Linked DNA regions of Mus musculus: region 2 is linked to region 1. The links are chromatin loops, found by intact Hi-C in ENCODE. Cell type or tissue: heart. All regions are shown on one strand. Each heading gives the region's core, and the rest is flanking DNA. Links, peaks and the distances in the headings are about the cores only. Region 1 has its middle 15 kb from the start of BC018473. Region 2 overlaps Cygb (cytoglobin).

The links. Hi-C counts contacts between places; a loop is a spot of excess contacts. Peaks named below come from ENCODE experiments on the same cell type or tissue, not always from the same donor. Only the 100,000 strongest peaks of a DNase experiment are listed, where the experiment ranks them.
Region 2: it touches region 1 in a loop (9-fold over the local background); 3 of 42 quality-filtered maps call a loop at or near these places.

Annotation. Positions count from the first base shown.
Region 1 is chr11:116,731,462-116,743,460 of GRCm38, forward strand. It overlaps Gm11735. Among named protein-coding and RNA genes, the nearest start is that of BC018473, 15 kb to the right of the region's middle. In heart, for the core only: a CTCF peak has its summit at 7,175 (motif pointing left); no DNase peak of the experiment used is centred there.
Region 2 is chr11:116,637,143-116,649,141 of GRCm38, forward strand. It overlaps Cygb (cytoglobin), which reads right to left. Exons shown (of 4, transcript NM_030206.4): 4 at 8,453-9,850. The coding sequence ends at 9,817. Among named protein-coding and RNA genes, the nearest start is that of Cygb, 11 kb to the right of the region's middle. In heart, for the core only: CTCF peaks have their summits at 4,231 (motif pointing left) and 6,283 (motif pointing right); DNase peaks (open chromatin) are centred at 6,349, 6,819, 7,599, 8,769 and 5 weaker places; H3K4me3 peaks cover 1,019 bases; H3K27ac peaks cover 2,274 bases; H3K27me3 peaks cover 246 bases.

The DNA.
Region 1 (11,999 bases), core at 2,689-10,688:
TGGATTTTTGAGTTCGAGGCCAGCCTGGTCTACAAAGTGAGTTCCAGGACAGCCAGGGCTACAGAAAAACCCTGTCTCAAAAAAATAAAATAAAATAAAAATGCAGAGACTGGGTACAAAGGGCTGGGCATCGGCCTTCCGGTTCCCAGCTCTCATTACCACACCTGAGTTTATGCAGTCAGAACGTGACAGCCAGACAAACACACAGCACATTTACTGTACATTATTTATTTAGTTGGTTGACTGGTTGGTTGGTTGGTTGGTTGGGCTCTCTTCCCCCTCTGAACGGAGTGCTGCCATGTAGCCCTGGCTGACCCAAAACTCACTAGGTAGACCAGGCAGGCTTCAAACTTCCGGTGATCTTCCTGCCTCTGCTTCCTGAGTGCTGGAATTTGACTATAAATCAGGAAACTGTGTGTGTGTGTGTGTGTGTGTGTGTGTGTGTACATATGCCATGGTGTGAGGTCACAACATAACTCATCGTGATAGTCCTTTCTCTCCTTCTACCATGCAGGTCTCAGAGATTGAACTCAAGTCTTCAGGCTTCAAGGCAAGGGCCTTTGCCCACTCTCTCTCTGACCCTATGGGAGAGACAAGTGGAGCCGGAAAATCGTACATTAAATCTAATGAGTGATAGAATATGATCTGATCAGTTTCATATTACATGATATCATCTCAATTAACAAAAAGGTCAAAAGTGCAACACCGGAATGAAGTGTAAGGGGCTGGCGAGATGGCTCAGTGGGTAAGAGTTCTTCCAAAGGTCCTGAGTTCAAATCCCAGCAACCACATGGTGCCCTCTTCTGGTGCATCTGAAGACAGCTACAGTCTACTTATTTATAATAATAAATAAATCTTTGGGCTGGAGTGAGCAGAGGTCCTAAATTCAATTCCCAACAACCACATGAAGGCTCACAACCATCCGTACAGCTACAGTGTACTCATACATGAGTGTTTGGTGCCCTCAGAGACCAGAAGCGGACAGACCCACTGGACTTGGAGTCCTGGATGGTTGTAAGTACTATGTGTACTGACACACATAAACATATGGACACACACACACCAGACAAGCAAAAGGAAGGAGGGAGGGAGAGCAGAGTCCCAAAGAAAATCATGATCTACAGGACCAAAGAGGGGCTATTTCCTATAAAGTCCTGGCCTCTGGATCCCACCAGGTCAGCTCTGTCATGAGAGGTGTCAAGGAATAGCAAATACTCGGTCCTGATTGGCTGACTGCAGGTCAGAGCAGGTCAGGTCCTGGTGGCAAAATAGAACTTTCCAGAGCCTGTTTATCTTGGCAGCTGACACAGGAACATGCCCAGGCGATGGCTACAAGAGTTCATCTTGTGGTTATTCCAGGAAGAGCGTGAGAGAACTGAGGCACGACCTAGCAGGCATCCAATGGCTACCAGGTTCCCTTCTGAACTTAGGCCCAGTTAGCCACTTGGGACCCTTGGAAATCCAGCTTTTCTTTTCTTTTTAACCTTTTTTATTTTATTTTATTTTATTTATTTTTTTTAAAGATTTATTTTATTAATATATGTAAGTACACTGTAGCTATCCAGACACTCCAGAAGAGGGAGTCAGATCTTGTTGTGGATGGTTGTGAGCCACCATGTGGTTGCTGGGATTTGAACTTTGGACCTTCGGAAGAGCAGTCGGGTGCTCTTACCCACTGAGCCATCTCACCAGCCCACCTTTTTTATTTTTTATTTATTTTTATTTATTTATTTATTTATTTTTTTAGATTTATTTATTTGGGGGATGGAGAGATGGCTCAGCGGTTAAGGGCACTTATTGCTCTTCCAGAGGTCCTGAGTTCAAGTCCCAGCAAACACACCGTGGCTCACAAGCATCTGTAATGATATCGGATGACCTCTTCTGGTGTGTCTGAAGATAGCTACAGTGTACTCATTCATATACTACAATAAATAAATAAATCTTTAAAAGAAAAAAATTTAAAGGATTTATTTATTTTATTTATATGAGTACACTGTAGCTGTCTTCAGACACACCAGAAGAGGTCACCAGATTCCATTACAGATGGCTGTGGGCCACCATGTGGTTGTTGGGATCTGAACTCAGGACCTCTGGGAGAGCAGTCAGTGCTCTTAACCACTGAGCCATCTCGCCAGCCTAAAAGAAATTTATTTATTTTATACGTGAATAATGTGTAAGTTATTGGATAGGTGTGAAACTGTGACTTCTGATTTCTAGGTCCCATCGACCGTTATTTGTCGATAGTTTTCGTTTCATGTTCATATTAGCATCCGTTCCTGTTTGAGTTGGTTGGAATTTGCTCCTGAGACCAGTTACATTCATTCTCAGGTTATGTGGGGTTTGGTGGAAGAAACTCCTTCAGCGAGGCTCCTGGATTGCTGCTGCAGTTTCTCCTCCTCCCTCCCCTCCTCCTCTGCCTTCATCTCTTCTTCTTCCCTGTCCTCCTCCTCTCTTTCCTCCCCCTCCTTCTGTTGCTTTTCCGTCTCCTCCCCTCCCCCTTCCTTGCTTCCCCCTTGTTCTTCTCCTCCCCCTTCCTCTCTTCCTCCTCCCCCTCCTCCCTGTACCTCCTATTCTTCCTTACTTCTTGACTCTGATTTTAAAAAGACTAAATTAACCACTGACATGGCTCAGCGGACTGAGGCACTCACTTCCCTAAGACCTTCATGGTAGAGGGAAAGAGCCGACTCTTCCAGGTTTTCCTCTAACCTCTACACAGGCAGCATGAAACACACACACACACACACACACACACACACACACACACACACACCACAGACATCACTTGCACACACATCACACATACATACCATGCACACATATACCACATACACACCACACACACCACACATACACACACCACAGACATCACATATACCACAAATATACTACACCTACACCCCCCCCACATACACACATAAACCATAAACACTAAACACACACCACACCCACATACCCACACACACCACACACACACCAGATACACACACATAACACATAAGCACATATATACACATATCACATATATACCACATACCACACACCTACCATATACACACAACCACACCCACCATACACAAAGATACACACACACTAAATTGGGTGAGGGCAGCAAATTAAACAACATTTTAAAAAACCCACCAATTTTAAATTTTATTTTTATTTATTATTCTTTTGTTTTTCAAAACAAGGTTTCTCCAGGAAGTACTTTAATCCCAGCACTCGGGAGGCAGAGGCAGGCAGATTTCTGAGTTCGAAGCCAGCCTGGTCTACAGAGTGAGTTCCAGGACAGCAAGGACTACACAGAGAAACCCTGTCTTGAAAAACAGCAACAACAACAAAAAAGATAGGGTTTCTCAGTTTAACCCTGGCTGTTCTGGAATTCACTCTGTAGACCAGGCAGTCCTGGAATTCACAGAGATCTGCCCACCTCTGCCTCCTGAGTGCTGGGGTTAAAGGCGTTCGCCACCACTGCTGACTAAGGGTCTCCTTTTCTCTTCCTACTCAGCCCAGTTTTCCCTTCCTTTTCTTCCTGCTTCAAGGTGACAGATTTAAACAGAGTCATATGTAGGTAAATTCATATACACACATGAATATTTGCACATATAAATATATATACACAGGAATGTACACACATAAATATACACACATGAACATACACAGGAACATATACATGAACATATACACATGAATATACACAGGCATAGATGCACTCATGAACACATACATGGATACACACATGAATACACATGTATATAATACACATATATGAACACACATTCACAAGTACACACATGAATGCACATACACACATGAGCACACATGCATGAATACACACATATGAACACCCACACACATGTATATATGTGTGTATACACACATGAACGCACACACATGGATACATACATGAGCACGCATGTATGAATACACACATATGAATACCCACACACATGTATATATGTGTGTATACACACATGAATGCACACACATGGATATACATACAAATATACACATATAATTCTATCTGTCCTCTATCTAAAACCATCCTTCATGTTAATATCCCCACTCAATACCATTGTTTACTAGGGAACACAGGGCCCATTTTGTGGGTTCTTAATCCTATAGATAAAAGAACATAAAGGTGGGCAGCTGTAATGGTGCACACCTATAATCTCAGTGCTTGGGAGGCAAAGACAGGAAAATCTCTGTGAGTTTGAAGCCAACATAGTCTACATAGAGGGTTCTAGGGCAGCCAAGCTTATATAGAAAGACTTTGTCTCAAGGGAACAAACAAACATATAATTAAATACTAGATTCAGAAGGAAGTGGGAGGAACATTCTATTTATTAGAGTTTAAGTCCTATGTCCACCTTCTCCACTTTTTAACGGTGTTTTTAATTTATTTTAAATGGATAGGTTTTCAATTTTAAAAAATGTTTACTTTTATTTATGTGTATATTTCTATGTTCCTGTTTGTATGCACCATGGAAACGTCGCTTTTATTTCCTCTGATGAGGGGATGAGAGCCGTACCCAAACTATTCTGTTACATGGCTTGCGCTGAGTCCAGAGTCTTTCTATCTCTGTATTATCTATCCCTGGGCCTAGGTCTGGAAGTTGCTAGCCTCCATACAATCTAATCTTCTACAAGCCTGGACCTTGAAGGCCTCAGCTTCCAGCCTCCATCTGCTAATCTAGGCCTAGAGTAGTTCATCCTCTAAGACTTGCTGCTGGACAAACTCACTCTTTCTAGCTCTTTCTAAACTCTGGCTGGCTAGTTCAACTCAGCTGTTCTGCCTCAAACTCCTCTCCAAGCTGACTGATTCAAATTGGCTTCTCTTGGCTTCTGACTGAATTGCTCTACTTGGAAAGACTGCCTCTGAGCTCCCTGAACTGAACTGCGCCAAACTCAACTGCTCTGCTCTGAATGGAACTGAACCGAACTCTCTTTCTCTCTCTCTCTCTCCCTGCTTGCCTCTCTTTCGTGCTGTTCTCATGAGAGTTGGGCATATCCTATGTCTGACTCATTTTGTCAAATCTTTCTCTGATTCCCTTTGTCTACCCCTCAATTAGACATCATTGTTTGGGATTAAAGATGTATACTAAGGGCATGCCTGCCCTGCAGCCAGAGGGATTAAAGGTGTTTGGCATGTCTGCATTCCAGCCAGGTCACATTTTTGGATGGGAACCCATGCTAGAGCAGCCATGTTGCTGGATTAACATCCCTCTACAGCACCATGTGGAGTCCAGTGCCCTCAAAGGATGAAAAAAGTCATTGAATTCCTTGAAGCTGGAGTTACCGGCAGTTTCAAAACACACAGCATGGGTGCTAGGACCCAAACTTGGTCCTCTACAAGGGCAGCAAGTATGCTTAACTGATGAACCATCTCTCCAATCCATTATGCAGTATTTAAGTCTTAAATATTCCAGCTGTACTATGATTCCTTGCATGAATTATTAACTAATTAATTTATGTACAGAGACAAAGTTTTGCTGTGAAGCCTAGGCTGGCTCCTGTCTGGGCCTCCTCCACTGTTGGGATTATAGACCCGAAACATTATTCCTTCTGCTTATACTTCCTGTGTTCACACTTCCTGTTCACACTTCCTGTCTTCACACTTTCTGTGTTTAACTTCTGTTGTTTGAGACTGACTCTCACTGCATAGCTCTAGCTGGCCTATAACTGGTTATGTAGACCAGGCTGGCCTCTAACTTACAGAGATCTGTCTGCCTCGGCTTCAGGATTGCACTGTTATAATTATAAAGACTTTACAGTATGTTTTAGTCATTTACTTGATTTTTTTTTTTCAGATTCCTGGCTGTTCTTACCTGTTTATTCATTCATGGTCAGTTTAGGGACAATTTTCAATCCAGAGAAAACAATTTTGCCATTTTTATTGGAATTATACTCGGTGGGAATTATACTCTGTGTATATATTAGTGCGTGTGTAGAGGCAACTAAGGAGTTTATTGCGCTGAGTCATGTTCTTTACTTGATTGGAGGCTGGAAGTAAGCATTGCTTCTCCTGGAACTAGAGTTACAAATGTCTGTAAACTTCCATGTGTCCACTGAGAATCATACCCAGGTCTTCTGGAAGAGCTCTTAACCACTGAGCCCTCTCTCCAGCCCATGGATATTACCTGTCTTAGGGTTACTATTGCTGTGATGATGAAACACCACGCCCAAAGTAATTTAGGCTGAAAGCGTTCGTTGGGCTTACACTTCCAGTTCATCACTGAAGGAAGTCAGGACAGGAACTCAAGCAGGGCAGGAACCTGGAGGCAGGAGCTGATGCAGAGGCCATGGAGGGGGGCTGCTTACTGGTTTGCTCCCCATGGTTTGCTCAGCCCGCTTTCTTATAGAACCCAGGACCACCAGCCCAGGGTGGCTCCACCTTCAATTGGTGTGGTCCTCCACTATCAGTCACCAATTAAGGAAATGGCATATAGGCTTACCTGAAGCCCTTTCTTGGGGCTTTTTTTTCAGTTGAGGTCCCCTCTTCTCATGTCTACCTTATGTCAAGTTGACAAATAACCAACCAGCCACGACATTACCTGTACTATACTTATAAAATATATTTCTCTACCACATCATCGATGCATGCTGCTTTCAGTTTTTCTTGTTTATTTGTTTGTTTTCAAAATAGGGTTTCTCTGGGTAGCCCTGGCTATCCTAGAACACCCTCTGTAGACCAGGATGGCCTGGAATGCACACAGATCTGCCTGCCTCTGCCTCCCCAGTGATGGAACTAAAGGTGATTCTTACTCTGCTGATAGCTTTATTTATCTCTTAAGGTTTATTTTTATTTTAAAATTATGTGTATATAAGCGTCCTTGTGTGGGTATGTGCATAAGAGGACAGGTGTTGTGAAATCCAGAGGGAGGCAACGAATCTGAGACCAGAGTTATTGGCAGTGGTGGGTTGCCTGACATAGGTTCTAGGACCCAAAGTCAGGTTCTCTGTTAGAGCAGTATGTGCTCTTAACCCCTGAGGCACCCTTGTCCTGCTCAGCTGCACCTAAGAACTTGCGGCGTCCTCCTGGACTTCATACTGCTCAGTCTTGAACCCCGATTGCTGGTCCAGTTCCACTTTGCACAAGCACCGCTCCAGCGAAGCACCTCAAAAGGCCAATCCGCAGTTGGGCGCCCAGCTGTCGCCCCCTGCCGGCCGGATTCACTACTGCACTATCAGAGCAAATCCTAGGCTCTGTGGTACACTACTGGGCATTACCGCTAAAGGAAGTTTGTTTCATTTTTGTTTTGTTTTTCTCCCAGCCACTACCAAGCTCCTCCATTTGCTCTTTACTGTAATTTTGAGTTCCAGAGTCCAAAAATCTGAAGGGAGTGTTTGAAAAGTAAAGTGAACTAAATTGTTTGGGGTTTGGGTTGAATTCAAACTGTAGGGTTTGAACAAGAAATCACCATAAGAGCCTATGGTGATTTTCCAAAGGACTCCAAACCCCCTGTCACAAACAGCTGCTCCTTGGGACTGTCTAAGGACTTGGAGCAGGTTTGAGTCCAGGAAAAAAAGGTAGGAGCATTTGAGGAGCCCTTGCATTCTGTGTTGTAAGTGGTCGAGGGGAACACCCTGATCTGGGCCCTGGTCAGTTCTTTGCTTTGTCACTTTGTGGGCGCTGGTAGAGCCAGATGATGCCTTCATCATGCAACCGCTTCCACACCATTCTCTCTAACCTGAAGTCATGGTTGATATAAAAGATGAGCCGTTTCCATGATGTATCATAGTAGTGGTCAGAGAAGCGCTGGTGGCCCTCGGTGATGAAGCCATAGGCGCTGACCTGCAGGAAAATGGAGGAGGGACTGGGACTGGAGAGGCTGCCTCCTGGGGCACTCTGTCCCTTTATCCTGGTCCTGGCCCTGGGCTCTGGATGCAGAGCCCTTGGGTGTACATGCTCGATCCTAATCCTATCAGAGGTTTGCAGGCTCACCTTGTCACAGATATGAAGGGCTGTGAGCAGCAGGAGGGCGCCAGTGGTGGGGCGGTATATTCTCCAATGGGCAGTGTCCAGGGTCTTTGACCTCAGAAACCTGTTCAAAATACCCAGATTCCCAACTGTCAGGAGTCAGCAAAGGATGAGAGGCCCACGGACCCACTATGGGCTTCCTACCCTTACCTGTTCTTCATGTAACGGAGAAAGTCTGGGTGCAGCAGCAAGTATCGATCCAAGTCCAAGGCATTCCGGAAGGCTTCCTGAGGCCTATGCCTGTGGCCAGAGATGGATCCCTCAGGTCCTGTTCTCTTACCTGGCCCGGTGGAGGCCAAGTTATGGTCACTGTGTGACCGCTATCCCATCTCCAAGTGTCACAGAAGCAGTCCCACCTGACTAACCCTTTTGAAGTCAGTCACTTCTCAGTCTGGCAGGGTTTCCAGGGCAGGAGGAGGGAAGGGGTACCTGAACCAGGAAAGGTGGGTTTTTGCCAAGGTCTGATTCAAAAACATAGCTTCCAGCCACTCATAGTCCCGGGTGCCTTCCAGGAAGTGTAGATATCAGACGTCCTGAAGACCAAGGACAACAAGTGGTCTGGGAGCACTGCCTTGAGGAGCCTAGACAGAGGGCGACCCTCATCTCACTCGTGACTGTCCCCCAAATCTCCCATGGCCTGAGTGGCTGTTGTCACTGCTCTTGCCCTCATGTGAACAGAGTTTGGGATGAGCCAGTTTCCATCCACACACAAGGCACTCATAAGTCTCCCCTATCCAGGGGCTGTATAGCCATGCCCATTCTCAATCTTGTTTCTCCCCTGAGCAGGCACGGTGGGGCCACGCCCATTTGCACTCATTGGTCTCCCATGTTCAGGGGCTGGGTGGTCACGCCCACTCCTCCCTTCTCACCTTTCCCAGAGGCACATGCTGGAAGCCTCGTCTACCCAAAATGAGGATAGACTGGGTCAGAGAGAAAGCAGTGAAGCCATAGAAGGATGTCCGGGTCCCCACATCCTGTTCATATCCTTTAATAACGGCTCCACTCAGTTTGTGTAGAAAGATCGAATCAGATGCTGTGAATGGAGGAGAGACATTTTTTTGTGGAGATGAATCAGGGGGTAGGAGCTGTAGACACACTCCATTTTCTAGATAAAGATATGGGGACATGTCTTAGGGTTTTATAGCTGGGAAGAGACACTGTGACCACTATGCCAACCCTTATGAAGGAAAACATTTCATTGGAGCTGGCTTACATTTTGAGAGGTTTAGTCCATTATCATCACGGCGAGGAATATGGTGGATCACAGGCAAGCATGGTGCTGAAGGAGCTGAGAGTACTACATCTTGATCCACAGGTGCCAGAAGGAGATGGTGTGCCACACTGGACATAGCTCGAATGTAGACCTCCAAGCCTACCCTCACAGTGACACACTTCCTCCAACAAGGCCATGCCTACTCCAACAAGGCCACACCCCCTAATCAGGACACTCCCTATGGGCCAAGCTTTCACCCAAATGAGTCTATGGGGGCTATTCCAATTCAAACCAGCACAGGACACTTATCGGGTCGCCCATTATAGCCCATATCTACAGGCAACAGAGGGAGAACATACCGGAAAACATAGTCATGGCTGTCTATCTCCTGGCCAACACGTGAATCATTCAGGATGCCCCCGTTGCCCACTACAGCACAGGTGATACACTTGGAATACCCAGTAGGGAGGCTGGCCAGGAGGAGCTGCTGCTGGCGGACTGGAGGGAAGCGGGTCACCACCTTCTGTACCACTGGAACACAGCAGGGTTCCATTCAAAGCCCCAGAAATGAACCAACCCAAGAGAGGAAGCCAGCCACCCTGTACTCTGAAGTAAGCACTCACGGGACTGATTGAGTTCCATGAAGCCAAAGGGAGGAGCGAAGTGCTCTAGACGGTTCCACTCGCTCTGGGTGAAGCGTCCAGAGTCCAGGAACAGAGTGATGTTGGGCAGAAAGATATTCTGTAGCCATGGTGACTTGGAGGCCTTGATCTTCACAGAAGCAGAGCAGTTCTATGTGCAGGAAGATATGGAAAGGTCAGGCAATGGGTGGCCCAGGAAAGCATCAGCCAGGGGCTGGGTGGGTTCCATTAGACAGAGACTGGGCTGGGGATACAGGTTGAAAGTTCCTGCTCCCTACTCTCTCTTTCACTCTGGACCCCAGGGTCTCCAAATCTAAGTCACCTTGGTTCCAGAAAACAGGTCCTCTCAGCTCTGAAGCAGCTACACCTTGCAATTCTGACAGCCACATGGGCATGCGCTGCTCTCTTGGGTTGTGACCCTGTCCTGTGTGTATACACAAGCAGGTTTTCAGTATTTCCTCAAGGCAGGGGTGAGAAGGATTAGGGTGGTGACATGGGCTTGAGGGCTGAAGGACAGTGAAGGATCTGAGGGGGCTTTCCAGGGATGCCAGTGTCACTGGGAAGGGAGCAGCTAAACAGTAGGCTGTGTCTTCCTGTCTGCTAGTCCCATGACTATAGAATAAGGGATGACGTACTGGACCCCCAGAACTGGCCCCAATATCTTCTCACAGAATGGTGACCTGCCTCAGGTCTTCTTGAAAGGGGTCCCAGACAAGTCCCTTCCAGACACACCTTTCTGAGTTGTCCAGACCTTAATCCTGGACCTACCTTCTCCTCCCTGACTTTGGCTGTTATAAAAAGGAAGGATGAAGGATGGTTCATTTTTAAGTGTCAGGTAGACCACAGGAGGAAAAGGGCTGCCTGGGGTGGTGGTATAGTGCAGAGTCACAGGGAAGGTCCAGACTCACCGTCTGCAGGCTGCTCATATCCAAGCTATATTCCTCCTCAAAATCCCACCGAGGCTCAGACTTGAACTCAGAGGCCTTCAGCCTTTGCCTTCTTCGTGTGGTGGGGTGTGGGGAAGAGGCAGGGGATTTGGTAGCCTGGACCACTTTCTTCTTAGCTGGGACAGCTCCTGTGGCCATTGGTGTCTTCCTTGTTGACAGTACTCCTGGAGCTCTGGGTAGTTTGTCCAGGTATTCTGGCACAGGCATCTTTGCAGCAGGCTCTGCCTTGCTCTGAGGATTCTCTGGTGCTGGCCTTATGGTCTCCAACTTCCTCTTCTCCTTCCCCTCTCCTTGCTCTCCTTGGGATGCCTCTCTCTCCTGTTTCTTCAGGTTCTTTGAACTGACAGAGGTTGTCTCTTTGTTGTGAACTCTGGGTGACAGTGTCATGATGGGTCCTTGGGGCTCAGCCTTTTGCAGAATCTCCTGGGCACTTGAGTCATTGTTCAGTATGAACTGTCGCCTGCACAGAGAATACCTGATGAAGGTTGGCTGTTCTATAAACCAGCCACAACATCACTAGCAGGGCGAGGAGACGGCTCAGTGAGTAAAAGCGCTTTCTCTGCAAGAATGAGCTTATGGGTTTGGATCCTCAGCTTCCATATTAAAAAAAAAAAAACAACATACCATAAATCCAGCCAGGCATGTGTCTGCAAGGCCACGTGTTTTCCTGTTTTATCCTCCATGTTATTTTATTAGATAGAGTTTCTCACTGAACCTTCTGTTCACTGACTTGAGTATTGTGGTTGGCCAACCAAACCCCACAGATCCTCTGCTTCTGAACATCAGGATTACAGGCCGGTGCCTGTGTGATCTGAGATTTGAACCCAGGTCCTCATGCTTGTGCACTGTACTGGCTAGTTTTGTGTCAACTTGACACAGCTGGCGTTATCACAGAGAAAGGAGCTTCAGTTGAGGAAATGCCTCCATGAGAGCCAACTGTAAGGCATTTTCTCAATTAGTGATCAAGGGGGAAACGCCCCTTGTGGGTGGGACCATCTCTGGGCTGGTAGTCTTGGGTTCTATAAGAGAGCAGGCTGAGCAAGCCAGGTGAGGCAAGCCAGTAAAGAACATCCCACCATGGCCTCTGCATCAGCTCCTGCTTCCTGACCTGCTTGAGTTCCAGTCCTGACTTCCTTTGGTGATGAACAGCAGTATGGAAGTGTAAGCCAAATAAACCCTTTCCTCCCCAGCTTGCTTCTTGGTCATGATGTTTATGTAGG
Region 2 (11,999 bases), core at 2,193-10,192, 95 kb before region 1:
GAGGTTAAGAACACTTGCTAGAGGGGCTGGAGCGATGACTCAGAGGTTAAAAACACTGGCTGCTCTTCCAGAGGACCTGAGTTCAATTCCCAGCAACCACATGGTGGTTCACAACCATCTGTAATGGGATTCGATGCCCTCTTCTGGTGTGTCTGAAGACAGCAACAGTGTACTCATATGCATAAAATAAATAAATCTTAAAAAAAGAAAGAAAGGGGCTGGTGAGATGGTTCAGTGGGTAAGAGCACCCGACTGCTCTTCCGAAGGTCCGGAGTTCAAATCCCAGCAACCACATGGTGGCTCACAACCATCCGTAATGAAATCTGACTCCATCTTCTGGAGTGTCTGAAGACAGCAACAGTGTACTTACATATAATAAATTAATAAATAAAATCTTAAAAAAAAAAAGAAAGAAAGAAAAGAACACTTGTTACTCTTCCAGAGGACCAGAGTTCATCCCAGAGCTCATGTGGTGGCTCACAACTATTCCAGGGTGATTGCCATCCTCCTGCCTCAATCCCTTGAGCATGGGGACTACAGGTGTGAATCACTAAGCTGTTGGCTGGTTGATGCCTGTGTGAACAAATCCACTTGGCTCTCCCGAAGGCTTGATTCTGATGACCAGCTGAAATATAGTAAGTACATTTTCATCTCTTGTGGACCAATGGAGCCTATGCTCTTGATCCCGGACCTGCACTGGCCTCTCCCGACAACTCAGGATCACCCCTCAGGCCACACGGGAGGGGGCTCGCCTCCATCAGGTCTCATGGCTAGCTTTTCTTCAGGGGTTAGCTTTTTTACTTTTTCTTTTTGTTGAGATAAGATCTCAACCTTGCTGACTGGCACGGGGACCAGGCTGGCCTGTCTGTCTCTGCCTCCTGAGTGTTGGGGATAAAGGTGGGCACCGCCATGCCTAGTTTTTTAGGGACTCACTTCAAATCCCTGGAATTTGCTTCAACCCAGGCTGATCTTGGTAATCCTCTTGTTACCACACCTGGGCTTCTGTGGAGTCTCTTACACACTGTGCTTGTTTGGTGTGTGTGTGTGTGTGTGTGTGTGTGTGTGTGTGTGTGTTTAGCTGTATGACCAGGGTTCTTTGGGCTTACACTTATGACAGATCCTGGGGAAGAGGTGAGCTCTCATATCCTTTATCATAAGCACAAAGCACAGACACCCGGGCCATCCATCGTGGATGATGGAGTCTCCTGACTCTCAGAACTGGCCTGCTTCCTCCAAGAAGACCACGCCTCCAAAACCTCCCCAAACAGCACCACCAACTTGGGACCAAATGCTCAAATGTACAAGCTTACAGGGACACCCTCAGACAAAGCACCATAGGAGGGCACGTTGAGGCTGGAGGTCAATGCCTGCTGTCTTCCTTGACCTGGAGCACGCTAATCCCACTAGACTGGCTGGCCAGCAAGCCCCGGGGACATTCCTGCCCCATCTAGCATTGGGGTTATAGGCGTGCTGGGGTTGCAGCTCAGGTCCTCCTGCTTGTGTGGCTGTCAACTGAGCCATCTCCCCAGCCCCTATATATGGTTATTGTCCCCATGTACGTAAGGAATGTCCCCATGAATGTAAACCCACTCACTGCACAGTCCCGGGAGACATCTTTCTGATTCCCCAAGAGTCTTACTAAAGCCATTAGGTAGGATGTAAGCCTGACTTGATAGAATGTGTAGGTAACACAATTCTGGGCAAATGCAAAAGGTTGGGGGGGGCGTGGCAGGGAAAGATGGGAGGATTCTGCACCTGTCACTTCTGGGACATCGGATTCACCCGTGATGTCTGTTGTTCTGGCCTTGACAATTCCAGTGCTTCAGGCTGGATTCTGCCTGCTTCTTAGACATGATCGTTGTGTGGTTTCTTTTCCCCTAGATTTCTTGTACTGATCGTACAGCACCTTTGACGATCCTGCTGAAGTCTATTAAAGCTGCACATAAGGATGTAAAGGACTATGGGACTGGAGAGACGATGGCCCAGTGGTTAGAGCACCGGTTGCTCTTGTAGAGGACCTGGGTTCAGTTCCCAGCACCTGTGTTGGACACCCTCTTCTGACCTCCTAGGGTGCCAGGCACACATGTGGTATACAGACACACTTGCAGGCAAAACAGTCATGCACATTTAAAAAAATGTATTTTTAAAAACGATAAGGTGTGGTGGTTTGACTATGCTTGGCCCAGGGAGTGGCACTATTAGAAGGTGTGGCCTTGTTGAAGGAAGTGTGTCACTGTGGGGGTGGGCTTTGAGAACCTCCTCCTAGCTGTCTGAAAACAGTCTGCTCCCGGCTTCTGTTTGATGAAGATAGAGAACTCTTGGCTCCTACAGCACCAGGCCTTCCTGGATGCTACCTTGCTTCCTGCCATGATGATAAGGGACTGAATCTCTGAACTTGTAAGTCAGCCTCAATTAAATATTGTCCTTATAAGAGTTGCTTTGGTCATGGTGTCTCTTCACAGCAATGTAACCCTAGCTAAGGCATAGCATTTTGCTATATAGCCCAGACTGTCCTAGAACTCACTAGGTAGCCCAAGCTGGCCTGGAACCTGTGGTAATCCTCTCACCCAAGTCTACCAAATTGTAGGAATTATGGTGTGAGCCATCATGATGGGCAGATCGGGGCCTTTATGAAAGAGCCCCTGAAACCCGGGATGGTGGTGCACGCCTGCAATGGAAGAACTTGGGAAGATGAAGGCAGGCGGATCAGGGTCACAGGGAAGGAGCATCCATGAACTAGAAAGTGTTCCCACTGCACACACAGCAAACATGCTGGTCCCCTGATCTTGGGCTCCCTAGATCCCCAGATGGTAAGACATATATCCCAGTGCTTAGCACATTTGATCAGTGCCCACATGGGCAGGGCACTCCTCTTGTTTTCCTATGGACGCCCCTTGCCCTCTTTCCATCTGATTCTTCTCCACCCTTTCTTGACAAGGCTCTCATTGGTGCAGACCAAGGCTCTCATTGGTGCAGACCAAGGCTTCTTATTGGTGCAGACTGCCCCCTGACACCATCCATGTATTCTTGGGCTCATCTCTTCTGTACTCTCACCACCGTTGCCCCCCACCCCCACGAAGGCTTTCTTCCAAGGCAGCCTTGTCAGGGCTTAAGGTCCCCACCCCGCCATCTGTCTGCAAAGCAGTAGATGCTAAGCTCTAACACAGCTTCAGGGCCTCTGCCCTCTCCCTGGTCCTCCTTCTCCCTCCTCCCCCCCTCCCAGAAGAGGACATGGTTTCCTCTGGTCTCCTCGTTGATCCCATCCGGTCCTGAGCTGAAATCCCAGCCTTTGCACCTCTGAGATGCTTGTGTTGGGATGAAGGATCCAACTGCACGGAACTCATGCGCAGACCCGCTCTTGATGGCTATTTGGCTATTTCCCTTGGAAATGATAAGCCCGAAGTCACCTCTGCTCTCCTCTGTCACCCCCACCCCCACCCCACATCAGGAAACATGTTAAATCAGCCTCAAAATTTAATCTCAAAGCTGAATGTCATGGAGGGTCTGTATGATCTTATCATTTCAGAGGCTGAGGGAGAAGGGCTGAAAGTTGAAGACCAACCTGGACCAGTGAAGACACAGTGAGATCCTGTCTCAAATAAATAAATAAATATTAAAAAGACAAAGAAAACCGTTCTTGGATGTGCTGTCTCTGTCTCTTACCATCTCCATTGCTAACCCTCTGTCTAAACATCGGCCTTCTCTGCCATGTGTTTGGGAATCTGGTCACATGACCTTGCAGCAGCAAGCCCCAAGTGTCAAAGGTGAGGCATTAGGACCAAGGGTCTTGAGGGGTGAGCTCATCCCCTCAAGTCTCCCAAGGTATGGCCACCACAGTACTCAGCCAGGCTTGTTCTCGAAACACCCAAAGAACGTACTTTCACAGAAAGGCTGTGAAGGAAGGTTCTGGAAGGGAGGTCAGAGCAGCCTGAGAGAAACAGCACCACCTCCATTGGTGAGAAGATGGGTCAGGGGTTGTTGCCCTGTGGTGGGGAGAGAGCTGAGGCTGAAGAGAATCAAACTGTGAAGAATGAGGACTCCAGTGGGATCGGTCAGGTAAGGGTCTCTGTGACTGAGGAGACCACGGGCTTGATTCCAGGCCACAAAAGCCCCTCACCTGGGACTGGAGAAATGGTTCAGTGGTTAAGAGCACTTGCTGTTCTTGCAAAGAACCAGTTTGGTTCCCGCTACTCACCCCTGTCTGTACTCCAGTTCCAGGGTATCTAGCGCCCTCTTTTGGCCTCCTCGGGCCCTGCATGGGACATGGACAACAGGAGGTACCATGTTTGGTTGTTGGTCTTAATGACTTTGCAAAGCTGTTGTGTCTCCAAGAAGAAAACAAACACTTATGCAGGTCTCTCTCTCTCTCACTTTCTTTTTCTTTTTTCCTTCCTTCCTGCCTTCCTGCCTTCCTGCCTTCCTCCCTTCCTCCCTCCCTCTCTCTCTCCCTTCCTTCCTTCCTTCCTTCCTTCCTTCCTTCCTTCCTTCCTTCCTTCCTCTCTCCTTCCCTTCCTCCCTCCCTCCCTTCTTTCCTTCCTTTCTTCCTTCCTCCTGCTCTTTCTAAAAATGCACTTTAGTGGCATCTAAACGTGGGCAGAGTGGATGTACTGAGATTGGGGTACCGAGGAAGAGTGAGGTGTTAGACTGTCCTTTCCTTGAAAACAGAGAAATATGGGCTCTGCTGGACAGCTGTACGGAGGCCCTGGCAGAGAGGCCAGCATATGGGCCAGGTTGCTGGGCACCACTCTCAGTTCTTGGCAAGGTCTGAAGGTGGCAGCCATAGGTGTTGCCAGCTGAGCTCCTGGGCCTCCTTGAAGCTGTTGGTGAAACAGGCACAGGTCACCTTCCCAGGCTGCTGGAAGAGCATGAAGCCAAAGCCACACAGGCAGGCCTGAAGTCTGTTGTTGCTGTCTTCCTAAACTGCCCTTTGACCTGGTTGCATCAAACTGGGCACCTTGGTTAAGGCCCAGCAGAACTTCTACTCTCCCTGCCCTGGGCAGGCCTGGGGCACAGCAGATCCCCTCTTGTTTACAGGCAACGTGCCAATGGAGAACAGCATTGGATTATTTATGTTGGCCAGCCCCTAAGGTGAGGCCGCCTGCCATAGTTGACTTTCTATTGCTCTGATAAACATCATGACCAAATCAACCTGGGGAGGAAAGGGTTTATTTCAATCCTTCATAAACGGAAATCAAGGGCTGGTGAGATGGCTCAGCAGTTAAGAGCACTGACTGTTCTTCTGAAGGTCCTGAGTTCAAATTCCAGCAACCACATGATGGCTCACAACCATCAGTACAGCTAAAGTATACTGATATACATAAAATAAATAAAATAAATATTTAAAAAAATTAAAGCTACCAACAGTTCAATAAAGGGAAGTCAAGGCAGGAACCTGGAGGCAGGAGCTGATGCAGAGGTCGTGGAGTGTGCTGCTTCCTGGCTGGCTCCTCATGGCTTACTCAGTCTGCTTTCTTCTCATTGCTTTTTCTTTGTTTTGTTTTGATAGAGAGTCTCTCTGTGTAGCCCTGTCTGTCTTAGAGCTCACTCTGTAGAACAGGCTGGCCTTGAACTCAGAAATCCACCTGCCTCTGCCTCCCAAGAGCTGGGACTGAAGGCGGATGGCACTGCTCACAGTGGGCGGGGTCCTTCCACACCAATCCCTAATCATGAAAATGTCACCCAGGCTTGCCCACAGGCTCTCCCCAGATGACTCCAGCTTGTGTCAAGTTGACAAAAGCCAACTGCAAAGTTTCCTGTTTGGTTTTTTGAGACAGGGTCTTACTGTAGCCTAGGCTGCTTTTGCGTTTAAAGTGGTCCCCTTTTGTCAGCCTCCCCGAGTGCTGCATAGGCTTCCGTGTTCTCCCCCACCCTCGCCATCCCCTCTCCCCAGCTTCTCTCATTTCTTTTGTTGTGTATAGGACAGAGGGCAACCTCAGATATAGTCTCTCTGGAGTCACCCACTTCTGTTATGAGACACAGTCTTCCTCCAGGGACCTGGGGCTCATCAGTTAAGCAAGGCTGGTCAGCAAGCCCCAGGGATCTGCCTGCGTTTCTAAGCAAGGGTCACCACAGCCCTTTTTTGTTTGTTTGTTTGTTTGTTTTTGTTTTTTCTGCATCTTCTGCTTTTTATTGCATTGTGTTGAGATTCCTGTGCTTGAGGAAAGCTCTTGGAGTCTGCATCATCTCAGGTCCCAGTAAGGCTGCCTCCCTTATGGTGTAATGTGGAGCCAGGAAGCTGGCGGGCTAGAGATGGATGCTTTCTTGGATGAAGTTCCTGGATAGTGCCAGCAGGGGTCGCTGTGGAGCTGTACTGGGGGCCTCTTTGTCAGGGAAGAGGTGGCAGTCTCCTTGTGATGCTCCCCGCTCGCTCGATGCCCACACCCCCCGTGGCTCTCAGCTTGATCTCGCCAGGGGGAGCTGACCCAGTTGCTCTGCCTCTCACTAAGAAGGCTGACTACTTGTAGAACACAGGACAAAAGCCCAGGCATCGTCCCTGCACAGGCCTAAAACCAGGAGTCGCCTGCACCCCCCCCCCCCTATTCCTTCAGCATCCCCGGTCCGTGGGGGGTGATGGTGCACGTCCTCTCTAGAAGGTAGGGATCAGGGAGAGTTCTCAATAGCAGGTTCCAGGATAGCTCCAGATTTCCACCCACGCCATTCTCAAGACTTGTGTGGGGAGGCCTTTTCGGAGATGACGCTCTATCTTGACCTGCTGACACTCCACCAACCAGCTCTGGCTGGACCTCAGGGATCAGGAGGCTCAGAGGCTCCCGGCCTTTTCTTGTTGCCATGGTACACCCCCCACCCTTCTCCATCTCCTCCCAGTGTCTCTCACGGGATTCCTGCTCAGCGGCTCAGTTTGTCCTCGGCTCTCCTGGTTCTCAGAGTCTGGCCAGCCCGCCCCGTTCCGAACACCTTTCTTGCACCCCGCCCCCATGCTCCTCCCACTGTCTTGCAAGGCCGACTTTTGCTTAAAGGAATTAACATTGTGTCTTGCTTTGTAGTCCTTCTTCCTCGGCCTCTCCAGTGTTGGGAGCATCACCACACCGGGCTTCCTATTTTCAAATGGAAGCTCTGAAAGATTTGCTCTCTTGCCCAGAGTCACACAGCAGCGCCGCCGACTGAGTGTGAACTCGGAGGCCACCAGTCTGGCATGCTCTCTCTCTGGAAAGGCCTGGCCTGCGCTGCCCTCTCAGCACCCTGCATCCTCCTCCGGTTCCCGGCTCACTCTTGGCCCGTGTGTTTGTGTTGCTTTCTAAGACTGCTATTTATTTATTCTTTGGATTTCCAGCGAGTTCTCTGCTGTGCCAGGCGCCCAGGAGATGAAGAGAGGAGCGGCCTACATTCAAGTGCAGGAACTGGGAGACAAGACTTTTCCCCTTGTTAGCTGAGTCCTCTCAGACAGCCTGAAGCCCTCCCAAGGGGCAGAAGCGGTTTCCGGTTCTCCTGTACCCCTCCCTATGGTGACCTCCTTGGTTTCTCCTCAGAGACTTGATGCTGCTGTTGTGACCATTGCTATGGGGGGATGGACAGGCCTTGCTCAGCGGGGCTTGGGAAGAGTTTCTGGGCTGAGAGCTTAGGGTTGAAGGTTAATTCCAGCAGGGCTCCTTTTCTGCTGTACCCAAGGGCTGATCCCGGAAGCATCGGGGCCTATTCAGCATCTCGAGTGAAATGTCTGTGCGCAGGCCTAGAAGGTTGAGGTTTAATTTTTGGCTATGTCACTAGTGTACACGACCAGGGCCCGTCTGCATGGACAGCTGGACAGTACTCCCACCCCACCCCTTTTTGAGGCAGGGGCTTATCATGTAGCCCAGGCTGTCCTCTGACTTGTAATCCTCCATTCCCCGTCTGGTGGGTGCTCAGATGACACATGTGTGCTACCAAGCCCAGCTCTGACAACACTCCCTTTATCCCACACTGACCCTGTCCTTGCCAGATTTCCTGGACAAAATCCAAAAGGCACTGATTTATTTATTTATCTATTTATTTATTTATTTATTTCTGGAGATTAAACCTAGGGCCTGGGTATGGCCAGGCCAATGTTCTTGCCCTGAGCTGGACCCTCAGCTTTCTTTATTTTTTATTTTGAGATAAGGACTTACTAAGTGGCTCAGGCTGGCTTTAAACTTGTGACTTACCCCCACCCCCACCCCCACCCCGCCTCAACCTCCCAAGAAAGCTCTAAACCAGATAGTCCTAGCTTCTCTGAAGTTTTAGTAAGACAGACCCATCCCTTGCTCCTATAAAATCCAACTTCTGCCCTTTTTTTCTTAGCCTCTGAGCAATCGACAGTCCAACTCAGAGTGCCCCACCCAGGAGCAGCTAGAGCCAGCACAAGGGAAGGGGTTCCCTCAATGGAACTGTTTTCAATGAAACCACCCTTAGCTAGAACTGCTGAGGGGAGAGAGGGGTGACGGCAGGTCCAGGAGGAAAAGATCAAGCAGAGGCCAGAGACAGGAAGAACAGACCTGGTTTAATGACACAGCTGGATCTGGTTACAAACATCAGAAACTACAAAAGACAGGCAGTTACAGGAAGGCTGTGCGAGGGTGGGACCAGAGGGGACGCAGGCACGGTAGCCACAGCAGTAAGACATCTTCCAGGACAGTACACGTGACCAAGGGGTACACACGGGGTTCCCAGCAATGTTAAGGAGACTATGTGGAGAGGGTGAGCAGGTGGCCCCAGAGGAGGGCAGGAGAGAGAGGCCCTGGTCTGCTGAGGGGTGTGAGGACAGCCCCCGTCCTGTGGCCTGGCTGCTGTCTGAAGTGAGCAGGTGAGGCTGACATTCTAGGGCTCCACACTGAGGCTGCCCCTCACCCCCACCCCCATATACCGGACACATACACTGGCCAACATCCCATTGGGATCTCCTGAACTCTTGGTGTGTGCCCTGATCCTTGCCCTTTCCAGGACAAGCCAGTCAGGCAAACCCTTGGGGAGGGGAGGGGAGGGGAGGAGAGGAGAGGGGAGCCAGATCTTTATGTTTTTTTTTTTTCTTCCGTTTGACCCGAGGTCTTCCTGTGTAGCCCCAGCTAGCCTGAAACTCACCACCGTGGAGACCAGGTAGATGACCACCTGACCTCAGACGCAACGATTGTCCTTCCTCCGCCTCCCAAGCTCTGGGATTCTCTTGTTTTGTGGGGGTAGGGCAGGAATGCAGGGCACTGAGCTGTAGGAGCAAGCTGACTCACCCCAACTCTCCCACCTGGCCCCTCCTCTTGTGCTGTTGCCAGCTTTCACCCTGCTCCCGGTAGAGCTGCCCAGAAAGATGGCCAGGACTCTTCTGGCCTCCCACGGCTGGGCAAGACCTAGGCTTCTGGGCCTGCAGGCGCACTCGATAGATATGTACGTGTGTGTTATATATATTTATATATAGATAGTATATAGAATATATCTGTGTATATGGTAGATGTGTGTGCGTGATGCTCTAGAGATGGCGAGGAGAACCTGCATGCTGGCGGGCAGAGTGAAGCAGGGATAGTTCCTTTCTGAAGTGACTCACGGGCTTGTCCTCGCTTCCCACCGGCCACTTTGCCAGGTCCCTCTCTAACAGTCAGTAGAAAAAGCTAAGAAGAGTGTGCCCCTGCTGTGAGGCAGAGGGATTCCCCTCTGCTAGATTCAGCATCCAGGGATCCAGCCCCACCTCCCAGTAGCCTGGGGGGACCACAGCCATGATGAAGGCCTCCTTTCGGGAAGTCGAGTCAGGGGTTCCTCCAGCTTCCTTGGCACCCAGAAATGGAAGGTCAATGCGTGTCTTCAGAAGTCGGCCTTCTGCCCAAAGTGCTGCCAGGGAGGGGGGAGCTGGGAGGGGTCTTACGGCCCTGAAGAGGGCAGAGTGGCTGGTGGGCTGTGGATGAGACAGGAGATGAAGGTAACAGGTTACAGGGGTCAGTGGGGAAAGGTGGATGATGGGACACCTGAGGTACCGGGAGAGGTGACTTGGGGGTCTTGGGATGGGACCCTTTCTGCTGAGAGACCCAACACCGCTGCACAACCCCCCATTACCTCCAACCTCACTGTGCTACCTCAAGCCAGTTGGGTGGCCCACAAGGGGCCTGGATCTGTCCCTCTAAAATGCGACCGGCGTCGTATATGCTTGCCCACTGAGGACAGAAGCGATTCACACACTCTACGATGTCACACACTCTACGATGTCACAGGGAGAGCCAGCCTGAACTTGTTTTCCGTTCATCTGGAAATAGGCTGTGCTGCTTGGCGCAGCAGAGCGAGTGCTCCCTGGCTTCTGTGTGGTAATGTCTTCATCCATGAAACTCCTTTTAGCCCCGTCCCAGAACCCCTCCACCCACACAGAGTCACACAGCCCGGAGCAGAGACAGTTCAATAAACAGTGTGGTCTGGCTCACTCTGTTTCCCTGATAAGAGAAGTTGGACAGGGCCCTTCTAGAAGTTGGCCCTGAGACTCCACCCTGCCCTGTGAGGCAAGGAGATCCCGCCAGTAGGTGGGGTCTCACAGGCCGTGGCCCATGCCTAGGCCCCCAGGACACCAGAGATGGGGATGATGGCTGTTAAGGGAGGAGAAGAAGATCCCAATGGGACAGCTAGGGAGACCCCGTGTGGGTGCTCAGGCCCCGGGGAGAGGTGGGGAGAGGTGGCTAAGCCCTGGGGTGTCTGGCGCCTCATCATCTACCCTCATTCAGCTTACTAGGACCAAAGGGGGACAGGCGCTTGAGGTTTGGCTAGAACTAAGTCCCTGGGGTCCAGCTGGGGCAGGAGGGGCGGGGGAGCTCTCTGGCCATGTGTTTCTGATTCACTGGGGCTGGCTGGCCAGCTCTTCCCTGCAGTCCCTCTAGGCCCTGTAAAAAGCTCTTTTCTCCAAAAGCAGGAAGTCTTGTGTCCGTGGCTGTAAACAAACTCATCTCAGGCTGCAGCGCCTGCCTGGGGGGGGGGGAGAGGTGGGGGGAGAGGTGGGGGGAGAGGTGGGGGTGGGGGTGGGGGGTGAGCCCCTCTGACATCTCCCCTTCCAGTCTCCTCCCTGGTCTCTTTCAGTGGCAACCGGAGGTAACCTCAGTTTTCCAGCCTGGCCAATGCCCTTCTCTGGCAGGTAAAACTCCAGGGTCTGGGGGGCAGGCTAGGTCCAGCTGTACACATCTGGAATTGACCTGGAGGCAAGGAACAATTCCTGAGAACTCTGTCTGCTCTCCTGGGGAGCTGCTGATATTGGGAAGAGGCACGAGTGGACTGGTTGGTCAGTGGCAGGAAGGGCAGCAGACCCAGCCTCTCCCTGCCCCTGGTGACCTCTGCAGAGCTGGGCAGGGAGGCCCGTAAACAGGAGGTGGCACGGGGGCCTTAGAAGAGCCTTTTCCATGGGAAACTGCTGGGAATATTTCTCTACAACACGTGTCTCAAGCCGCTGGCTGACCCCTGGTTCCTGTTCCCGCCTCCGCTCTCCTCCTTCCTCCTTCAGTTCTGCCTCTGCCCTTCCATTCAGCTCCCTCTTGGAGGTCTAGGGGGGTCTGAGTGTTCCCAGCCGCCGGCCACATTCGAAGGCCAGCCCAGCCCTCGCTGGCGCTTCCAGCCAGCAAGGAGTCACTGAGTCCGGCCACCCTGTCGGAGCCTAGAAGTGGAAGCCTTCCACTGGTCAGACTGGAAGTAAATATCCCCCTAGTTTTGTCCATGGGCGTGACACCCGTGTAGGTCCCTTGTGGGCTGGGCATGTGTATGTGTCCTCGTGACCTTCCTGGCTCCAGCTCTGTTAAGGCAGACGGTGGATGGAAGTACAGACTGGTCACTGTGAATGGGAAACAGGCCTATAGGATTGGTATCAGGGAGGAAGGGTGTAGTTGGCCCACTCTGCTCTGAGCCTGAGGAGCCATCGCCCTGCCGGGAAATCATCATAACCTTGGCTGATCTGAACTCTCCCTGCTCCAGACAAGGAGAAGCACTGCCCAGATAAATCTACTTGGAGTTCACAGCTCTGTGTAGCCAAGAGTCAGGGCTGGACAGGAGCTGGCCTGCAGTGAGAAGGGCGCTGTCTC